Regions from separate parts of the Homo sapiens genome. Here region 1 is linked to region 2. The links are chromatin loops, found by intact Hi-C in ENCODE. Cell type or tissue: Caco-2. All regions are shown on one strand. Links, peaks and the distances in the headings refer to the core of each region. The heading gives the core; the rest is flanking DNA. Region 1 has its middle 19 kb from the start of MFGE8. Region 2 has its middle 45 kb from the start of CARMAL.

The links. Peaks named below come from ENCODE experiments on the same cell type or tissue, not always from the same donor. Only the 100,000 strongest peaks of a DNase experiment are listed, where the experiment ranks them.
Region 1: a loop joins it to region 2, with 3 times the contacts of the local background. A loop is called at or near these places in 8 of 110 quality-filtered maps.

The regions. Positions count from the first base shown.
Region 1 is chr15:88,929,397-88,934,775 of GRCh38, reverse strand. No RefSeq gene overlaps it. Among named protein-coding and RNA genes, the nearest start is that of MFGE8, 19 kb to the right of the region's middle. In Caco-2, for the core only: no CTCF peak of the experiment used is centred there; DNase peaks (open chromatin) are centred at 2,065 and 2,297.
Region 2 is chr15:88,993,154-88,998,532 of GRCh38, reverse strand. No RefSeq gene overlaps it. Among named protein-coding and RNA genes, the nearest start is that of CARMAL, 45 kb to the left of the region's middle. RefSeq lists an enhancer at 4,465-5,366. In Caco-2, for the core only: no CTCF peak of the experiment used is centred there; DNase peaks (open chromatin) are centred at 812 and 2,872; H3K4me3 peaks cover 1,254 bases.

The sequences.
Region 1 (5,379 bases), core at 274-5,273, 64 kb after region 2:
CAAAAGCAAACAGGAGAAATATTGCTGAATTCTTTTTCTCAGCAAAGAACAGCCCTGAGAAAGAGAATGCATTCCTAGGGGGCAGTCTTTAGAATGGCCGCTATAGAAGTGTCTGTCTTATACAGGTGTGGATAAGGGATGAAATAAGCCCCCGTCTCTTGTAGCGCCCCCAGGCTTATTAGGATGAGGAAATTCCTGCCTAGTAAATTTTAGACTGGTTGTCTGCTCTCAAACCCTGTCTCCTGATAAGATGTTATCAATAACAGTGCGTGCCCAGTGGGACATGAAACTTCATCAGCAATTCTAATTTCACTCTGGTCCTGTGATCTCACTCTGCCCCCATTTGCCTTGTGATATTTTATTGCCCTTGAAGCATGTGATCTCTATGACCCATACCCTATTTGTACACCCCTCCGCTTTTAAAATCCATAATAAAAACTTGCTGGTTTTGCAGCTCAGGGGGCATCATGGAACCTGCTGACATGTGATATCTCCCCCGGACACCAAGCTTTAAAATTTCTGTCTTTTGTACTCTTTCCCTTTATTTCTCAGACTGGCTGACACTTAGGGAAAATAGAAAAGAACCTACGTTCTTTTCTGTCCTATTGGGGGCTGGTTCCCCTGATATGGACAGCAGATGAAGTCTAAATTTCCCCCTTTGGTGGGGGGGTTGTCCCATACAGCCAAGCTGGGACCCCACTGGACTCAGTGGTATATCTGAAAAGTGGCAGAGGCTGGGTCAACCAACTCTTTCACTTGGCGACTCCATCATTCTTGACATCTGCTAGGACTCAGGAGTTGAGTTCTAAAAGGCTTTGAGGCCAGAGCTATAGAGCAGTAGGTTTGGAGCAAGGAGTCAGAAATTTTAAGCTGCTGCTCAGTTCATTGACATGGTTGACTTTTTCTTGGATAAAATGGGAAAATAAGTGTCTGACAAGTTCTCCTGGGCTGCTGGCTTGAAAAGGGGAACAGTGGGTGGGAGAAAGAGGGCATTCACCTCCTAAACAGGTCAGGTATCTTTGCATTGAAAAGGCCCCCATGCAGGGCCAGCCACGGTGGCTCATGCCTGTAATCCCAGCACTTTGGGAGGCTGAGGGGGGTGGATCACCTTAGGACAGGAATTCTAGATCAGACTGGCCAACATGGTGAAATCTCTACTAAAAATACAAAAATTAGCCAGGCATGGTGGCAGGTGCCTGTAATCCCAGCTACTTGGGAGGCTGAGGCAGGAGAATTGCTTGAACCTGGGAGGTGGAGGTTGCAGTGAGCCAAGATTGCACCACTGCACTCTAACTTGGGTGACAGAGTGAGACTCTGTCTCAAAAAAAAAAAAAAAAAGAAAAGAAAAAGAAAAAGAAAAAGAAAAAAAAGGCCCCCATGGCTTAAAGAGAGGCATTTCCAGTTGAGGGATGAAGAAGGAGGGCGGTATTGGAGAGGCTGGGTGTTGGGTAGGGATTAGCCAGCAACAAATCTTCCTGGACTTGTGGTTCACTGCCTACCCCTCAACCCTGCCCATTCTGGGGCTCTTGCTCTTGGGTTTGATTTCCAACAAAGAACTTGATGTTCTTCCGGAAATGGCCTTACTGTGGACTCAGGCATGAGATGAGTTGTCCAGATGTCCAGCTGGCCCAGTTAGAAAGGTTTTGAGCAGAGCCCTATAAAAATAAATCTTTCTAATGTATTTCTTCCACATCCTTCTTATTCTGCAACTAAATACCCAACTCAGGCCTGAGTGTGTTCCTTTATCCACAGGAGATTCAGGCTCCTAGAACTGTTCTGGGCCAATAGATGCCACTGATCATCTGGGAAAGAGGAGAGGAAATGACCTTGTATCAATGAAATAAATGTGTCTGAGCAACAGCTCAGCAAAGGTCATCAGCCAGATAAAATGTGAAACTGGGGCTCAAATCCAAATCTCAGGCTCTAAATCTTTCTGTGCAACACCCAGCTGCCTGTCTCCAAACAGCAGACACACTGGGTGAGAAGACATACCAAGGCACCACCCAACTGTGAATAGGAGACCACTGGCTGCTTCCAAGTGTCAGGGCTGCAGGATTTCAAAGAAGGAAACTAGTCAGACTGGAGGGAGTGGCCAGAGGAATTCAGTGGAGGACAGTAGTCAACAGAAACCCAACTGAACTATGGAAATCACATCAAGGAGCCTCAGAATTTGACCCACCCATTTGGTTTCAGTGAGAAAACACGTTTACATTTTTAAACTGAAGGCATATTTATTCCCCAGCACTGGCCTCTGGCCCTTAGCCTCTGGATTAGAAACAAAAGGCGGTTGTTTGGTCCCTGGACTGGGATGTTTGCTCTGATTGTGATGTATGCTCAGAGCATCTGGTTTGGGATAGGGGGTGTGCATTTGGAGGGTGTGAGTGTGCGGCTGCCATCCTGTTTTGCTCAAGCTCATGTGATGTCTGTGTTGGAGAATACTGGAAAGTGGAGGAGGAAGAGCTGGCCTGGAGAACCTCTTCCCTCCTTTCCAAATCGATGGAGTTAGGCAGTGTTGACACATACTTGTAAGCCCGCACCTTAGAGAAAATGTCACTTGGCCCCATGATCCCTCTCACTGTCCTGACACATGCCTTTTGCTTAAATTCCTCCAATCACAGGGACTCACCCCCAACAAGAGCAGTTCACCTCTCTTTGGAGAGCACTTCCTCTCCTGTATACATCTGCTGTTCTGTTGTCTCCACACTTAGCTTCTGGTTCTTCCATGAGGGGATAGTCATTCTATTCATTCAACAAATATCCAAATATCCTTTTTCTTTTCTTTTCTTTTCTTTTTTTGGAGATAGAATCTTGCTCTGTCACCTAGGCTGGAGTGCAATGTCATGGTCTCGGCTCACTGCAACCTCCACCTCCCGAGTTCAAGTAATTATCCTGCCTCAGCCTCCCAAGTAACTGGGATTACAGGTGCGCATCACCTTGCCTGGCTAATTTTTTTTAAATTTTTAGTAGAGACGGGGTTTCACCTTGTTGGCCAGGCTGGCCTCGAACTCCTGAACTCAGGTGATTCGCTGGCCTTGGCCTCCCAAAGTGCTGGGATTACAGGCATAAGCCACCATGCCTGGCTCATTCAACAAATATCTTAGAGGTACTTCCATCATGCTGGGCCCCACATCCAGTCTTGGAGATAAGGAGCTCACCTAGCAAGGATAGATAGGTAACAGGCAACTTATTTCAATATAGGCACCATCATCCACTTAGTTTTTCAGGCCAGAACCTGGGTAGCATCCTTGATTCCTGTATACTTAACCCCACACATCCTACCCACCAGCAAGTCTTGTTGGTTCTATTTCCAAAATACATACGGTATTCTTCCTCTTTCTTCCAACTCCGCTCCTTTACTCCTGGCCCAAATGACCCTTGTTTATCTTCTGGACCACTGTACTAGCCTCCTAATTGGCTTTTGGGCTTCTCCCCCGTCTCCATAGAACCCATTCTTCACATAGCAGCCAGAACCATCTTTTAAAACTATTGGCACTCTCCTCCTTAAAGTCCTTTAATAGAATTTTAAAAAATGTAAGCTTTGTATGAAGTTCAACATATCTTCAAAACATGACACAAATCACAACTATACACCCTGGTGACTTTTCACAAAGTGAATACACCCATGTAACTAGCCCTCAGAACTGGAATGTTTCCAGCCTCCCGACCCCCCAGGAGCCCCACTTGTACTTCTACATCACTAGTTTTCCACCAAGATTAACCACTATTTTGACTTCTAAACCATTGATTACTCTTGCCTGCCTCTGACCTTTGTATACATGGAACCACAGAACATGTCCTCTTTTGTGTCTGGTTTCTTTTGCTCAACATTCTGTTTATTGAGGTAATGGTAAACAAAGTGGATTTGATTGTATATGCGAAACAAAAACAAAACAAAACAAAACACATAAAATCCACTGGAGGGGTACAAACATTTTGGAACACTGGCAGCATCTACTCAGCTAAGTATGTGTGTGCTTTATGATTCAGCAATTCCTAGGTAACCACTCAACAGATATGTAGGCATATGCTCACCAAAAGACATGTACAAGAATGTTACAGGCCTAGGCTAGAAATAACCAGATAGGCGTTATTATTACTCCATGTTACAGGTTAGGAAACTGAGGCTCAGGCAGAGATTGAGGAACTTGCCTAAGATCACCTACTTGGTATATGGCAAAACCAGCCTTCAAACCCAGGCTGACAAAGTCCTGCCAGGGCTGGCCCTTGTCTGACTCCATGCCTCTTGGGTTCTACTCTCCTGCCCTCATTCTCTTGATCAATCAGCCAGGCTTGTGCCTTTCTCAAGGCGTTTTTTTGTTTTTATTTTTATTTTTTATTTTTTTGAGACGGAGTTTTGCTCTGTTGCCCAGGCTGGAGTGCAGTGGCACTATCTCGGCTCATGGCAACCTCTGCCTCCTGGGTTCAAGCAAGCATGTCTGGTTAATTTTTGTAGTTTTAGTAGAGACAGGATTTCACCATGTTGGCCAGGCTGGTCTCGAACTCCTGACCTCAAATGATCTACCTGCCTCAGCTTCCCAAAGTGCTGGGATTACAGGCATGAGCCACTGCACCCGGCCGCATCTTTCTATATTCCTTTTTATTTGGGTAATTTTCTTTCAGCATATTTGTCCAAAGCTGAATACTTGTGTAACTGCCCAAGAGGTTCACCTTGCCCACTGCCTAGACAGAGCCAATTCATCAAGAAAGGGGAATTGCAATAGCTAAAGAGTAATTCCTGCAGAGCCAGCTGTGCTGGAGACCGGAGTTTTATTATCACTCAAATCAGTCTTCCCAAGCATTCAGGGAACAGTGTTTTTAAGGATAACTTGGTGGGTGGGGGGATGCCAGTGAACCAGGAATGCTGATTGGCCAGGGATGAAATCATAGGGAGTTGTGGCTGTCTTCTTGTGCTGAGTCAGTTCCTGGGTGGGAGCCAGAAGATCAGATGAGCCAGTTTATTGATCTGGGTGGTGCCAGCTGATCCATCCAGTGCAGGGTCTGCAAAATATCTCAAGCACTGATCTTAGGAGCAGTTTAGGGAGGGTCAGAATCTTGTAGCCTCCAGCTGCATGACTCCTTAACCATAATTTCAAATCTTGTGGCTAATGTTAATCCTACAAAGGCAATCTAGTCCCAGGCAAGAATGAGGTCTGCTTTGGGAAAGGGCTGTTACTGTCTTTGCTTAAACTATAAACTAAGTTTCTCCCAAAGTTAGTTCAGCCTATGCCCAGGAACGAACAAGGACAGCCTGGAGGTTAGAAGTAAGATGGAGTCAGTGAAGTTAGATCTCTTCCACTGTCTCAGTCATAATTTTGCAAAGGTGGTTTCCATCCCTCCCTTTGGTTTTATAACACCTTAATCTTAAGGTGTAGGCTATGA
Region 2 (5,379 bases), core at 204-5,203:
ATAATTTTTGAATTTTTAGTAGAGATGGGGTTTCACCATGTTGGTCAGACTGGTCTCGAACTCCTGAGGTCTCAGTCAATTTAGAACGTTTATTTTGCCAAGGTTAGGGAAGCACTCGTAACATAGCTTCAGGAGGTCCTGATGACATGTGCCCAAGGTGGTTGGGCACAGCTTGGTTCTAAGCATTTTAGGGAGACTTGAGACGTCAATCAATATATGTAAGATGTATTTAATACATTGGTTCAGTCTGGAAAGGCGGAACAACTCAGAGTTTTGTGTGTGGGGGGTGCTTCCAGATCATAGGTAGAAAAGACATAAACGGGTGCATTCTTTTGAGTATCTGATTAGCCTTTCACTGAATGCACAATTTACAGGAATATGCCTTAGTCTGGATTAGTGTGAAACAACAGGGCAAAGGAAGTCATCACATATGCATTTGTCCCATGTGAGCAGAGGGATGACTTTGAGTTCTGTCCTTTGTCCACAAGGAATTTCCTTGTGGGCAAATTGTGAAGGAGGTATGTAGCCTTTTTTTTTTAATTTTTATTTTTTTTATCTTTGTAGCTATCTTATTTAGGAATAGAATGAGAGGCAGGTTTGCCCAACGCTGTTCCAAACTTGACTTTTCCCTTTGGCTTAGTGATTTGGGGAAGATTTATCTTCCTTTCACAGGAGATTGTCCCTTTCTTTGCTTAGGTTCAACAAAGTATGGACAGCTGTATAGAAATATGATTGGACAAAAAGGGTGTGATGTAGTGCTAACAGCCCGAGTGGGGGAACCCAGCAAGGCCTGTTTGTGTAGATTCTTCTTGGCCTGTCTCTGCAGCAGTCCCTTTTTTTCTGGGTGTGGGGCAGGACTCTCTCCGGAATGGGGATCTTATGACCCACAGTCAAACAAGGTAGGTTAATTTCTTTATGACCAGTTTTTACACAGAAAGGGGGTGGGATTAGAGCAATATTTTGGGGTTTTATGGCTGGCTGTGGGGAAAAGGGGCTCTGATTCCTATGGCTCGCCTTGGGGAAAGGTTCTAGTTTCTATGGCTAGCCTGTGGGGGAACAAGGGGCCAGAGACAAAAGGGCAGAAGGTCATAGAAAAACTTATTTCTGGAGCTGCTTCTGAGACTTTCATCTTGGAGTATGGTATTGTGGGCCCCAACACACCTGTAGATGAAAAGAGTCAAACTCTGTAAAATATTTGAAGAGATTTATTCTGAGCCAAATATGAGTGACCATGGCCCAGGACACAGCCCTCAGGAAGCCCTGAGAACATATGTCCAAGGCGGTCGGGATGCAGCTTGGTTTTATACATTTCAGGGAGACATGAGACTTCAATCAAATACATTTAAGAAATACATTAGTTTGGTTCAGAAAGGTGGAAGTGGGGGCTTCCGGGCTATCGATAGATTTTAAAATTTTCTGGTTGACAATCGGTTTTTATCTAAAAATCCATCAGGATCAATAGAAAGGAAATGTCTGGGTTAAGATAAAGGATGGTAGAGACCAAATTCTTACTTGCAGAAGAAGCCTCCAGGTAGCAGGCTTCAGAAAGAATAGGTTGTAAATGCTTCTTATTAGACTTAAAGGTCTGTGTTGCTGTTAATATTGGAGAGGTATAATGAGGCATGTCCGATCCCTACTTCCCATCATGGCCTGACCCATCTCTCATGTTAAATTTTAAGAGCGATTTAGAATCCTTTGGGTATATACCCAGTATAGGGATGGCTGGGTCAAATGGTATTTCTGGTTCTAGATCCTTGAGGAATTGCCACACTATCTTCCACAATGGTTGAACTGATTTACACTCCCACCAACACGTATGTTTATTGCAGCACTATTTACAATAGCAAAGACTTGGAACCAATCTGAATGCCCATCAATGATAGACTGGATAAACAAAATGTGGCACATATACACCATCGAATACTATGCAGCCATAAAAAATGAATGAGTTCATGTCCTTTGCAGAGACATTGATGAAGCTGGAAACCATCATTCTCAGCAAACTAACACAGGAACAGAAAACCAAACACTGCATGTTCTCGCTCCTAAGCAGGAGTTGAACAATGAGAACACATGGACACAGGGAGGGGAATATCACACACCAGGGCCCGTCAGGGGGTCGGGGGCAAGGGAAGGGAGAGGGAGGGCATTAGGACAAATAGCTAATGTATGCGGGGCTTAAAACCTAGATGATGGACTGATAGGTGCAGCAAAGCAACATGGCACATGTATACCTATGTAACAACCCTGCACATTCTGTAAATATATCCCAGAACTTAAAGGAAAAAAAAGAAAAAGGCCGGGTGCAGTGGCTCACGCCTGTAATCCCAGCACTTTGGGAGGCTGAGATGGACAGATCACGAGTTCAAGAGATCGAGACCATCCTGCTAACACAGTGAAACCACATCTCTACTAAAAAAAAAAAAAAAAAAAATTAGCCGGGCATGGTGGCACGTGCCTGTAGTCCCAGCTACTTGGGAGGTTGAGGCAGGAGAATCACTTGAACCTGGGAGGCGGAGGTTGCAGTCAGCCGAGATCATGCCGCTGCACTCCAGCCTGGGCGACAGAGCAAGACTCCATCTCAGCAAAAAAAAAAAAAAAAGAAAAATTTAAGAGCGCCCTGGCCAAGGAGAAAGTCCATTCAGAGGGTTGGCGGGGTGGGGGGTGGGGGGCGCTTAGAATTTTATTTTTGGTTTATACACTTCATAAAAAGAAAACCTATGTATGTTAAGTGTGCAGTCCAAAGTCACTTAGGGAAAGCTGCATACACTGCATTCTGCCATCCCCAGTGCTCAGCACCCAGTGAGTATTGGGTAATGGGATAGATTCATCCATGAATCCTCGAGCTCCTGTACATTCCACTCCAGGGTTTCCAGCTGATAGGGCTCAGGCAGGGAAGCCTCCACAGCAGTGTAAAGGTCTTCAAGATCTGGGATTCCTTTTGTTCACTAGTCAGTGGGGAGGGACACCTTGAAGCCTCTCCTGGTTTGTATCTCCAGCTTTTCAAGGTAATGTCAGCCTAAAAGCTTCTTTAGATGTCCTGTGAACAATGTAAGATCCACAAGCGAGCCAAACAGAACACGTAACTGTTGGGCCCACAGATCTGACATTTCTTCTGGAAACGAGACTCCTGAGACTTTATTTTTTTGAGACAGGGTCTCGCTCTATCAAGCAGATGACTGCAGAGGCATGATCACGGCTCACTGCAGCCTCAAGGGATCCTCCTGCCTCAACCTCCCCAGTAGCTGGGACTACAGGTGTGCACCACCTTGCCCGGGTAATGTTTATATTTTTAGTAGAGATGAGATTTTGCCATGTTGGCCAGGCTGGTCTTTAACTCCTGAACTCAAGTGATCCTCCCACCTCAGCCTCCTAAAATGCTGGGATTACTGGTGTGAGCCACTGCACCCAGCTCGGTGCTGTAAACTTGGTCTGAGTTAAACTTCAGACTCTGGGATTCCACTTCAGAAGGAGGATACTTATAGATGTGAATGGAATTTGTAAAATGCCAAATTAGGCTGGGCACTGTGGCTCACGACTGTTAATCCCAGCACTATGGGAGGCCGAGGCAGGCAGATCACGAGGTCGAGTTCAAGACCAACCTAGCCAACATGGTGAAACCCTGTCTCTACTAAAAATACAAAAATTAGCTGGGCCTGGTGGTGCACACCTGTAATCCCAGCTACTCGGAAGGCTGAAGCAGGAGAATCGCTTGAACCCGGGAGGCGGAGGTTGCAGTGAGCTGAGATCGTGCCATTGCACTCCACCCTGGGCGACAGAGCGAGACTCCGTCTCAAAATATATATATATGCCAAATCAAATAGAATTCAACAGGTTGTGTTATCAGGGGCAAAGCCCACCTTTATTGAGCCCTCACTAATCTGTCATGGACTGTTCTGAATGTTAAAATTAAAAGAGTTCGTGTATTTAGAACAAACACTATGTGGTAGGTACTATGATGAAAACACTGGAGCACAGACAGAGTCAGTAACTTATCCCAGATCACACAGAAAGAAAGCAGCAGGAGCTGAGATTCAAGCCCAGGCAACTCACACTCTTGGCCCATAGCACACATTGCTACATAGTCTGTAGCAATGATCACTATTCACTGAGCATTTACTTTGCCTAGGACATGGAGCTAGTGTCTTAGAGCTACCTAATTTTATGTTGTCCTCAGCACAGTCCCTTCAGGTGAGAGGTATTATTCTCACTTATGCAGAGACTGAACAACTTACCCAGGGTCCTGGTGTGTCCGGAATATGGTTCCTTCCGGTGGGTTCGTGGTCTACGCTGACTTCAAGAATGAAGCTGCGGACCTTCGCCCTGAGTGTTACAGCTTAAAGTTGGCACGAACCTAAAGAGCAAAAGAACAAAGCTTCCACAGCATGGAAGGAGACCCAAGTGGGTTGCCTGCTGCAGGCTGGTGGTGTAGGGGGGTGTGGGGGTGGGGGCAGTTTTTATTCACTTATTTGTCCCTGCCCATGTCCTGCTGATTGGTCCATTTTACAAACCTGTAGCTAGTTACAGAAAAGTTCTCCAAGTCCCCACTTGACTCAGGAAGTCCAGCTGACTTCACCTCTCACCGGTGAATTGGTGGTGGGATTGGATTTGGACATGAGGTTGACTCCCAAATCCCTCCTCTCCCATATTCTTTCTGTTTTGTGAGAGGCAGGGTCTTGGTGTGTTGCCCAGGCTGGAGTGCAGTGGTGCGATATAGACTCACTGCAGCTTCGACCTCCTGGGCTCAGGCCATCCACCTCAGCCCCCGGAGTAGCTAGGATCACTAGCTAGCACCACTACACCTGGCTAATTTCACTTTTTTTTTTTTTTTTAGACACAGGGTCTCACTAAGTTGCCCGGGCTGATCTTGAACTGCTCAAGAGATCCTCCCACCTTGGCCTCCCAAAGTGCTGGGATTACAGGCATGAGCCACTATGCCAGGCTCTCTATATTCTATTTTTTTTGAGGCAGGATCTCACTTTGTCGCCCAGGCTGGAGTGCAGTGGCGCTATCACAGCTTACTGCAGCCTTAACTTACCAGGCTTGAACAATTTTCCCACCTCAGCCTCCTCAGTAGCTGGGACTACAGGTGCATGCCATCATACCTAGCTGATTTTTGTGTTTTTTGTAGAGATGGGGTTTCATCATGTTGCCCATGCTGATCTCAAACTCTTGAGCTTAAGCCGTCTGCCTGCCTCTCCCTTCCAAAGTGCTGGGATTACAGGTGTGAGCCACTGTGCCTGGCTCCTCCATATTCTTAAATGTTAATTGAGGAGAGCAAAAATCTCCTGGTGACCATCAAGCAGACCTCCGGAGACAAAAACCCCTGTCTCTGAGGAATTTAGACGTAATTAGGCTTCCCTATTATCTAAAGGCACC